Regions from separate parts of the Homo sapiens genome. Here all the other regions are linked to region 1. Evidence: chromatin contacts called from ENCODE Hi-C or POLR2A ChIA-PET data. All regions are on one chromosome and are shown on one strand. The core of a region is the stretch at or near the end of the contact, and the rest is flanking DNA. Distances in the headings are between cores, read along the strand shown.

Region 1 (2,500 bases), core at 1-2,500:
GAAGAGATCTTAGAACACCTAGTTCAAGCCCATCATAATAACAAAAAAGGTAGTTACCGTCCAGCACTTGCTACGTACCAGAAAGGCAATGCAGGAGTCAACTGGACACATCCAACAGATCTGGGTTCAAATGCCAGCTCTTCCACTCCCCAGTGATGTCATCTTAGTTAACTCACTTAAATGGCTAAGAACCTCGGTTTCCCCACACGTTATATGGAGAGAAAATAACCGTACCTACCTCGGTGGATGTTAGGAAGGTTAAATTAACGCAAGGGAAACACTTGGCGGTGTCTGGCACCTACTAATCATTCAATTACTGAGAGCTACTTATTACTGGCTCTGTTCTTCGTTTCAGCTTTTACAACTACTACTATTAAAGGTAGAAATTACATGAAATCATGGAGCAGAAAGAACTCTTTGCTGGACATTTAGGCTGTTTCCAATGTGTCACAATTATAAACAAGGCTGCAGAAAACACCCAGTACGCCTCGTTTTGCACACTTAAATGAGTATTTCTGCAGGACAGAGTCCTAGAAAGGAGCTTGCAGGGTCTATAGGTGTGTGCAATTTACACTTTTATACATAACGCAAAATTATCCTCCGCTTAAGGCTTTACGTAGATTACCTTACGCTAAGATTCAGGTGTACTATGAGCTAAGTACTATCGTGATCCCCATTTCTTAGAAAAACTGAGGCTCAGAGCGGGGAATCCCCTTGCTTGTCAAGCTCAAAATCACGACTGTCAGATTGAGGTCGCCGATCCCTCGGGGCAAGACTCTCAGAGCTGGGTAAACTGAGCCACAGAAGCTGGACGCCTGGCTCAGCGTCGTCCTGGGTCTAGGACCTCGCGCCGCCCGGCCGCCCGACCCCGGCCTCTCACCTGCCGCCGCCGCCGCCTCCCCGGCCGCCGCCCCTCCGCGCCGAAGCCGGAGCAGCTCCCCAACTCCCACAACCCAGAGCGCCCGTGCCTCAAGGGGAGGAGGCGTTGTACTTCAGGCCAGCCAATCAGAGCGCGCGAGCCCGGAGTACCTTTACCAATAGGCTTGAACATTGGTCAATAGGTGTTGCAGCCAAGCCGACACGGGTTTTCCCGCCCCGCTCCTTCCGTTAAACCAATGGGAAACAAGTCCCTGGGAGTGTCCCGCCCTGGGGTGAGAACTGCGAACCAATAAAAATTGAAACCTGAGCGGTGGCGCGGCCAGCTGTGGGTGGAGTCACCCCGCGGACTGGACGGGAACCTGGCGGGGTCAGGTCCCGTCAAGCAGCCTGGCTCATGGCTGTGTGCGGCCTGGGGAGCCGTCTTGGCCTGGGGAGCCGTCTTGGCCTGCGCGGGTGCTTCGGCGCCGCCAGGCTCCTGTATCCCCGTTTCCAGAGCCGCGGCCCTCAGGGCGTGGAAGACGGGGACAGGTGAGTGGCTGGCGGGAAGGGCAACTCGAACACCTGCCGTGAATCGTGGTGTCGTCGCCATGGGTACGTCACACCGCCGTGAGGTCACCGCGGCAACCGTCAGGTGACGTCTCCACGCTGTTCTGACGTCACCATGGCAACGTGGGCCACGTGGGCGCCAGAGACCAGGTAGTCTTTGCCTAAGTCCCAATGAAGTCCCGCTATCATCGGGCAGGGCAGGGCATATCCCATGTGGGCCAGGAGGGCTCTCGACTCAGATTGTGACCAATCTCCAAAGCAGTTTATTCCCCAGGTCCCAGATACACCAGCACCTTCTAAAGATGGCTTTCCTCATATTCCTTGAAACTTGCACCTCAACCCAGACCTCAGAACCTCTAGAGTACCGTGGATTAATAATGGATTAATTTAGTTCACAGATCCAGGAAATTAACCTTCGAATGGGCTTGTAATGTCACATTTTAATTTTGAGCTATGTCCTTGAGTTGTTTACATTGTTTTTTGAAAATGCCACTTTTTGAGCTGTATTTTGGCAATTCTTCATCTCTGAGTACACTCGAAGCCTCATACTATGGAAGTGGCTCAGGTTTCTTTTCCTGCAAGAGGCCCTGAGTTGGTGGAGTATAAGATAAAAATTTGGGTAGGATAGAGTTAAGAGTCCTAGCTACTTGGGAGGCTGAGGCAGAGGATCACTTGAGCTCAGGAGTTCAAGGCTGCAGTGAGCTATGATCATGCCACTGCACTGCATTCCAGCTTAGGCAACAGAGCAAGACCCTGTCTGTGAACAAAATAATCATAGGCCAGATACGGTGGCTCACGCCTGTAATCACAACACTTTGGGAGTTTGAGGCAGGAGTATTGCTTGAGCTCAGGAGTTCAAAACCAGCCTGAGCAACATGGTGAAACCCGTCTCTACCAAAAAAAAAAAAAAAAAAAAATTAGCTGGGTGTGGTGGTATACACCCGTGCTCCCAGCTGCTCGGGAGGCTGAGGTGGGAGGATTGTTTGAGCCTGGGAGGCAGAGGTTGCAGTGAGCCTAGATCGTGCAACTGCATTTCAGCCTGGGTGACAGAGTGAGACCCCATCTCAAAATAATA
Region 2 (3,747 bases), core at 790-3,289, 3.2 Mb after region 1:
GGGCCTCTCTGGCAAAATGGGGGTGAAAATAGTACTTATTTCAGAGGATTAAATAACATAATGCATGTTATGGTTAAACAGAACCTGGCACATTAGCAAGTGCTCAGTGAATGCTGGCTCTTTGATATTCACTTTTCACGGTTAAAATACAGTTTTGCAGCCGGGCACGGTGGCTCACGCTTGTAATCCCAGCACGTTGGGAGGCCGAGGCGGTGGATCACGAGGTCAGGAGTTCGAGACCAGCATGGCCAACACAGTGAAACCCCGTCTCTACTAAAAATACAAAAATTAGCTGGCGGTGATGGTGGGCGCCTGTAATCCCAGCTACTTGGGAGGCTGAGGCAGGAGAATTGCTTGAACCCGGGAGGCAGAGGTTGCAGTCAGCCGAGATTACACCACTGCACTCCAGCCTGGGCGACAGAGCTAGACTCCGTCTCAAAAAAAAAAAAAAAAAATAGTTTTGCCTGATGATCAGCAGCCTATTGCATGCACTTATAGACTGAATCTGTTGGAACTGCTAATTCAACTTCCTTAACTTGTCAAACTATTATAAAGAGGTTTTGTTTTGTTTTCCTTGAGACAAGGTCTCAGTCACCCAGGCTGGAGTGCAGCAGCACAATTACGGCTCACTGCAGCCTCGACCTTCCAGGCTCAAGTGATCCTTCCACCTCAGCCTCCTGAGTTGCTGGGACAAGTGCACGCCACCACACCCAGCTAATTTTTGTATTATTTGTAGAAACAGGGTTTTGCCATGTCGCCCAAGCTGTTCTCAAACTCTTGAGCCCAAGTGATCCGCCCGCCTTGGCCTCCCAAACTACTGGTATTACAGGCCACCACGCCTAGCCAAGGAGGTTCTTATAATCCGATAGACTTACTGATCATGTCACTTTCCTGCTTAAACCCTTCAAAAGCTCTGCTCCAAGACAAAGTCCAAGCTCTGTCAGATGTTTATTGAAACTTTTCATAATCAAGACCCTTACTTAACCCTGTCTTTTATCTCTTCTCCTCTATTTTTCTTCACTCTAATACTACTGGATTTACTTTCCTTCCTCAAAAACATCCAATGGTCTTGCCGAGGAGGTTTCAAGTATCCTGTTCTCTTTCCCTGAAATCTCTCCTTTGCTATCTTCTCCGGCCACGTCTCCACTTCCCTATTCCACGTCAGTGTAGATTTTGAGGCTCAGAGAGATTACAAAATGTGCCTTATCAGATAACAAAATATGTCGACAGCCGCACTTCACTGGGCAGCTCGCTGTGGGGCAGCTGTCCTTAACTTCCGAGAAGCTGATGAAAGCTGTGGAGTCTCTCCCCCAGAAAACACACAGGCAAATTCTTTAGTAAATATTGAGGGCGTTTAAAATTCCCCTGCAACCCAAACTGGAACTTCAAGTTAAAAGGAAAGATGACTAGCTTGGAATTCAGACGATCTGGTTTTACCCCCACAGCCGGCTGTGGTGCCTCATGCAAATGGCCTGAGCTCCCTGGCCCCGTGTCCTCTGTAAGACTGCAAACATGCAATACGTCCCCCACAGTAAGTGCGAGGGTCAGTCCTCCCCACGCACACCTATGCTGGAAGAGCTCCAACCCTAGAGCCAGCAGCGGGGCTTCTCGGCCCCCGCAGCGGCTGACAGCTCCTCTGGGATCAGCCTTCACTCGCGCACGCGGAGGCCGGCTCTGGAAAAAAGACTCGCAAGCGCGACGCTCTGGGCATGCGCAGAAGCCCGGCGCATGCGCACAAACCGCCAGCCCGCCCCCTTGGCGGCCCGAGCACTCCGGGCAACGCCCCCTCAGGGCGCATCCTTGTCCCTGACGCTCCCTGCGTGCCTGGCACTGACCTCTACAGTCGGGATCGGCGCCGCCAGCTGCTCCGGAGTCAGGTTCCCAAACTCCTCCGCTAGCACGTCCATGCTGCTCACGAAGGAGGAAGAAACAGATAGAACCTCCGCGCCCGCCTTCCCTGCACCAAGCAAACTGCAAGACTCCCGGCGAACGGTGCGCGGAGGCCTAAACTGTCCCCGCCGTGCGTGTTAGCTAGAGACGCGGTAGAAAGGTTCCGCCCGCTCCCTGCCCGAATCTGCGGTGGAACCCGGATGTGGCCGAGGCCGAGTAAGGAAAGTACGCCCTCTGGTGTAGCTCGGAGGTCTGGCGCAGGGAATCCTAAGCCCCAGCTGTCAGGTTTCTTGCCAATTCTCTGGTAATTGAGACCAGCAAAACATAGTGGTTGTCATTTTAAAAGTAATCCGAAGAAAAGTGTAAACGCATAATTTACGCAACTTGAACCACTGAGGCAGAGAATTATTTAATGTAGTCCAAAATTCTATGCATTGTTTAGTATGGAAGAGCAGGAAACGTCCCAAATGCCTACCAATAGAAGATTGATTAAATAAATGATGGTACATGCGTGTAATGGAAGAGTGTTGAAAATTCTCAAAAGCACTAGATGGAAGATGTAGGAGTAAATACCCAGCGCATGGAGAAATTTAATATGAAAAGATGACATTTACGTTAGTAGGGGAAGGATGGCCTGTCCAGTAAATAATGTTTGAAGAGCTGATTACCCATTTGGGGAAAAAATACATGTAAGTGAATCTTTTGTGGATTAAATATTGAAATGTTAACAAAAACTTAGAAGAAAATGTAAGTGCAGATATTCATAACATTGAGATGTTGAAGACTTTCAAGACGGCAACAGTCAAATCATAAAGGATTTTATAATCTAAACACGATTTTATGATTCCACGGAAAATTTTTAATTTTCTGAACAGATTTTAAAAAATCACCAACAAATAGAATTAATAAAAAATAAATTGGCAGAAGACAAAGGGCTGGTCTCTCTAATTTAAAATGAGCTCATACAAATCAACAGAAAGAAAAATCCTATTAGAAAAAACAAGGCAAAATGCACCAATTAATTAATGGGTACGGAGTTTCGGTTTGGGAAGATGCAAAAGTTCTGTAAATGGAGAATGGTGATGGTTGCACAACAGTGTGAATGTATTTAATGCTGCTGACCTGTACATCATTTTAAAGGGTTAAAATGCTAAGTTTTATGTATATTTTACAACGATAAGAAAAGTTATGAAAATTTGTAAGTACATATATGCTTTCCAATTTCTCCCTCATAAAGGTAGAACCCTTGCACCAGGTTAATTATTCTTATTTACTAAAGAGCTACTTAAATTTCAGTACTTGTATTTTCTTTTTTTTTTTTTTTTTTTTTTTTTTTGAGACGGAGTCTCGCTCTGTCGCCCAGGTGGGACTGCGGACTGCAGTGGCGCAATCTCGGCTCACTGCAAGCTCCGCTTCCCGGGTTCACGCCATTCTCCTGCCTCAGCCTCCCGAGTAGCTGGGATTACAGGCGTGAGCCACCGCGCCCGGCCGTATTTTCTAAGTATTGCACTGATATCTGAAATACGAGAAGAATGGAAAAAACACCAAAAGTAGAATCAACCCTGCCTTTGAAGTTCTTACAATTTACTTATTACAGAGACAAGATACAACTTGTGTCTCATCATTGTGCATTACCAGATTGCAACCAATTTAGCATCTAGCCTAGAAGGGACTGTGAAAGTGATTTATAGATGGCAGAGGATCTCAAGGTTGGCTCAAGTGTGTTGGTTGTCTGTGCCAAAGTCTTCTTTGCTTTCCATTATCAAGGTGATTCTCCGACTTTAGGGTGTATCAGAATCACCTGGAGAGCTTGTTAAACTAATCTCAGCTTTCTGATTGGTAAATTGGGGCTGAAAT
Region 3 (3,732 bases), core at 1,233-3,732, 3.8 Mb before region 1:
TGAGCCCAGGAGGTCAAGGATGCAGTGAGCCAAGATCACACCACTGCATTCTAGCCTGGGTGACAGAAGGAGACCCTGTCTCAAAAAAGATAAGGAAAAACATCTGGAAGGACCTCAGGAGGTTGGTACTAGTATCACTCCCATTTCACCAAGGGGGAAACTGAGGCTCAAAGAGAGGCTCTAAGTGTTTATAGAAGGTCCTACAGAAACCTGATGTTCTGCGATTCCAAACACATCATGCTCCAGATCACAATGTCACCTGCCCAGAGGTGGGAATTAGAGGTGTGCTCTGAAGGTGGGGAGCCCTGTGGCCATGTGGAGGGGTTGGGGGGAGGGTGGAAGACCCCCTAGTGGCGGTGACCTCTGAGCTGAGCCTGACAACATGAGTAAGAGTTTGTCAGGTGGAAAAGAGATAGGGTGTCATCAGGGCAGGGGGCTCGGAAGGAGCAGAGGCAGGTGGCTGTGAGCAAGAGGCCGATACGTTCAGGGAACAGGGAGCACTACTGGGCAGGAGGTGGAGGTAGGGGTGAAAGACGATTTCAGAAAGGTGTGCTAGGGCTGGATGCTGAAGGGCCTTGAATGCCAGGCTTGGCGTTGGGCCTGGGTCCTGCCCATGACGAGGAAGCAGGTCCTACCGTAAGGATAAGAGATGGGGTGACTAGATGCATGCTAATGGCAGAAGTGGGGCTGCAGGCAGGAGTGGCCTGGGAGGACACACTCCAGCCTTAAGGACCCCAGGTCCAGGCCCCATGCCTGCCTCCTCCCATTCCCCCATCCCCCCAACAGAAGAAAAGGCAGGATGAACAGAGCTTCCCCAGGAGGCTGGGAAACTGGAAATAGGGGGAGATACTGGTACATCCATCAGCAGATCACTAACTCCTCGGTCTTGATTTGTTTGCCACCTTCTTTTAAAAACGATGCTATGTGCCCCCTTCGGCAGCACATATACTAAAATTGGAACAATACAGAGATTAGCAAAAAGAAAAGGGAAAAAATTAAATACAAATTTTAAATATTAGATAAAAAGGTGGGCATGGTGGCTCACACCTGTAATCCAAGCACTTTTGTTACAGGAAAGGGGTCCTGATCCAGACCCTAAGATAGGGTTCTTGGATCTCGCGCAAGAACGAATTCAGGGTGATTCCATAGAGTAAAGTGAAAGCAAGTTTATTGAGAAAGTAAAGGAATAAAAGAATGGCTACTCCATAGGCAGAACAGCCCTGAGGGCTGCTGGTTGCCCATTTTTATGGTTATTTCTTGATGATATGCTAAACAAGGGGTGGATTATCTATGTTTCCCCTTTTTAGACCATATAGGGTAACTTCCTGACGTTGCCATGGCATTTGTAAACTGCCATGGCGCTGATGGGAGTGCAGCAGTGAGGACAACCAGAGGTCATTCTTGTCACCATCTTGGTTTTGGTGGGTTTGGGCTGGCTCCTTTACTGCAACCTGTTTTATCAGCAAGGTCTTTATGATAACCTGTATCTTGTGCCCACCTTCTATCTCAACCTGTGACTTAGAATGCCTTAACCGTCTGGGAATGCAGCCCAGTAGGTCTCAGCCTCATTTTACCCAGCCCCACTCGAGATGGAGTTGCTCTGGTTTACACAGCTCTGACACTTTGGGAGGCAGAGGCAGAAGGATCGCTTGAGACCAGGAGTTTGAGACCAACTTGGGCAACATATAGAGACCTCGTCTCTATAAAAAATTTTAAAAACTAGCCTGGTTTGGTGGCACACACCTGTGGTCTCAGCTACGTGGGAGGCTGAGGCGGGAGGATTATATAAGCCCAGGAGTTCGTGACCAGTTTGACCAACATAGTAAGAACATTTTACAAAAAATGAACAAAATTAGCCGGGCATGATGGCACTTGCCTGCAGTCCCAGCTACTTGGGAGGCCGAGGTGGGAGGATTGCTTGAGCCTCGGAGGTCGAGGCTTTAGTGAGCCGTGACAGCTGCTACTGCATTCCAGCCTGGGCGATAGAGTGAGACCCTGGCTTAAAAAATTAAAATTTAAATTAAAAAAAAAAAGCTATGCTACTAGAGGGGAATGTTGAACCCAATTAGGATCTCAGAAGGATTTCAGTGAAACCGCGAGAACTTTCCTGGGCAGGGTGGGGCTTTCTCCACCTGGGATTTTCCCAAACCTCTTTGTCACCATTCATTACCAGGAGCAGCTTGACACCCTCTGGTTCCTCTACCCTCGGGAAATGAACCTCCTAGTTTCACCCTCTAAATGTCCCTCTCCGGCTTCCTGCAGTCCTTACCCATCGGCTTGTATCTCAGTTTCAAAGCGGAGGGAGAGGACGGTGGAGAGTGGGAAGACCCTACGAAGCTCCCCGGGAGCTGTACCTTTAAGGGCAGGGGCGGGGCGAGCCCCGAGGGGGCGTGTCCTGAGGGCGTGGCCGAGACCGGGGCGGGGCGAGCCGGGGCGGGCCCGGACGGGAAGAGTAGGGGCCCGGACGCTGCAGCAGGCGGGGCACCCGGACTGGCGGCTTCGCTGGCGCAAGGTCGGTCCGGCGGCCAGGGACCTGGAAGGCTGCGAGGCCCTGCGAGGTCGAGGTTCGGAGTTTGCTGGTCCCAGGCCCGGCCCGAGGTAAGAAAGAGCCGCCTCCCCGCACGGCCGGAGGACCCGGGCGCCCCGAGTTCGACTTCTCAGCCTCCGTCCGGACGGGAAACGGAGCACGGAGATGTTCCTGAGGTCTCTTTCCTGGGAAGCGCAGCCCCGATTTCCCGCCCCTGTCCCTTAGCAGGTCGGCGACCATCCGAGCGCTGGGCATCGGCCCACGCGTACAGAAGGCGCTCAATAAATGCTCACTAGTGAATCAGTAAAATAAATCGGCAGCAAAGAGAGACGAGACGCATGCTGATCTTCAGGTGTTGGGGACATCAGGGACGCGAACATTTATTGAGCTCTTATTGTATACCGCGTCGGCCAGCATTTGTGTCCATTTCACACATGAGGAATAAGAGGCCCAGAGAGGTGAAGTGACTTCCTTAAGGCCACACAGATAGTAAGTGGCCGAGACGAATTTGAAACCAGGGGTGTCCTGTTTGAACTTGGTGCCAAATAGAGTAACTCGGACTCCAGTTGGAGGGGTTCGGGAGAACCATAGAAGAGGAAGGGCCGTGTCTTCCGTGGACAGGTAAGGAACCTGGCTGGGACAGGCGCCTTTCTGACCTCTCTTCCCCTCCCTACCTCCTCTCCCTCCCCTCAGGCTGCCAGTACATTGAGAAACACCTGCGCAGACTTAAAGAAAAAAACGTTTTTATGGGGTTTGGTTTCCTGATTGCAAAAATAAGACATACTCATCGTAGAACACATGAAAAAGCCAAAACAGGAAATTTAGTTTGCTGAGGACTTTTGTTTTTCCAGTTTAATTCCTTTGAAATATATTGAAGCCATTTTGGCCCTGGTCTTGAGGGAAGAGGCACATGGTGGTGACCAGCCCGGCCCCACTGCTAACCCGCGGTCTTTGAGCAACTCAACTTCCTTCTTGCCCTTAAGTTCCCTGTCGGAGGGGCTGTGGGCTCTGTGACCCTCTTGCTGTGTGACCTTGGGCAGGTTCTGGAATTCCTCTGCTGGGTGTGGTGGCTCACGCCTGTAGTCCCAGCACTTTGAGAGGTCAAGGCCGGCAGATCACTTGAGGCTAGGAGTTCCAGACCAGCCTGGCCAACATGGCGAAACCCCGTCTCCGTTAAAAATACAAAAATTAGCTGGGCATGGTGG

Evidence for each region. Hi-C counts contacts between places; a loop is a spot of excess contacts on that map. ChIA-PET counts read pairs that join two places held with the same protein, here RNA polymerase II (POLR2A). Pooled maps may share reads with other maps.
Region 2: a loop to region 1 is called in a map of naive thymus-derived CD4-positive, alpha-beta T cell, with 18 times the contacts of the local background. The contact joins the promoter of POLR3B here to the promoter of MMAB in region 1. A Hi-C loop is called at or near these places in 1 of 168 maps with a recorded cell type or tissue (naive thymus-derived CD4-positive, alpha-beta T cell) and 6 of 50 pooled maps. POLR2A ChIA-PET finds 5 or more read pairs at or near these places in 1 of 52 experiments (Panc1).
Region 3: a map of naive thymus-derived CD4-positive, alpha-beta T cell shows a loop between it and region 1 (10-fold over the local background). The contact joins the promoter of SLC8B1 here to the promoter of MMAB in region 1. A Hi-C loop is called at or near these places in 1 of 168 maps with a recorded cell type or tissue (naive thymus-derived CD4-positive, alpha-beta T cell) and 5 of 50 pooled maps. POLR2A ChIA-PET finds 5 or more read pairs at or near these places in 1 of 52 experiments (activated CD4-positive, alpha-beta T cell).

What each region holds. Positions count from the first base shown.
Region 1 is chr12:109,572,254-109,574,753 of GRCh38, reverse strand. MMAB (metabolism of cobalamin associated B) reads left to right here and starts at 1,250. Exons shown (of 9, transcript NM_052845.4): 1 at 1,250-1,407. The coding sequence starts at 1,274. It overlaps MVK (mevalonate kinase), which reads right to left and starts at 960. Exons shown (of 11, transcript NM_000431.4): 1 at 881-960. RefSeq lists silencers at 720-949, 970-1,099 and enhancers at 859-1,358, 1,359-1,860.
Region 2 is chr12:106,356,040-106,359,786 of GRCh38, reverse strand. It overlaps POLR3B (RNA polymerase III subunit B), which reads right to left and starts at 2,039. Exons shown (of 28, transcript NM_018082.6): 1 at 1,836-2,039. The coding sequence starts at 1,907.
Region 3 is chr12:113,333,859-113,337,590 of GRCh38, reverse strand. It overlaps SLC8B1 (solute carrier family 8 member B1), which reads left to right and starts at 2,482. Exons shown (of 16, transcript NM_001358345.2): 1 at 2,482-3,148. RefSeq lists a silencer at 2,272-2,561.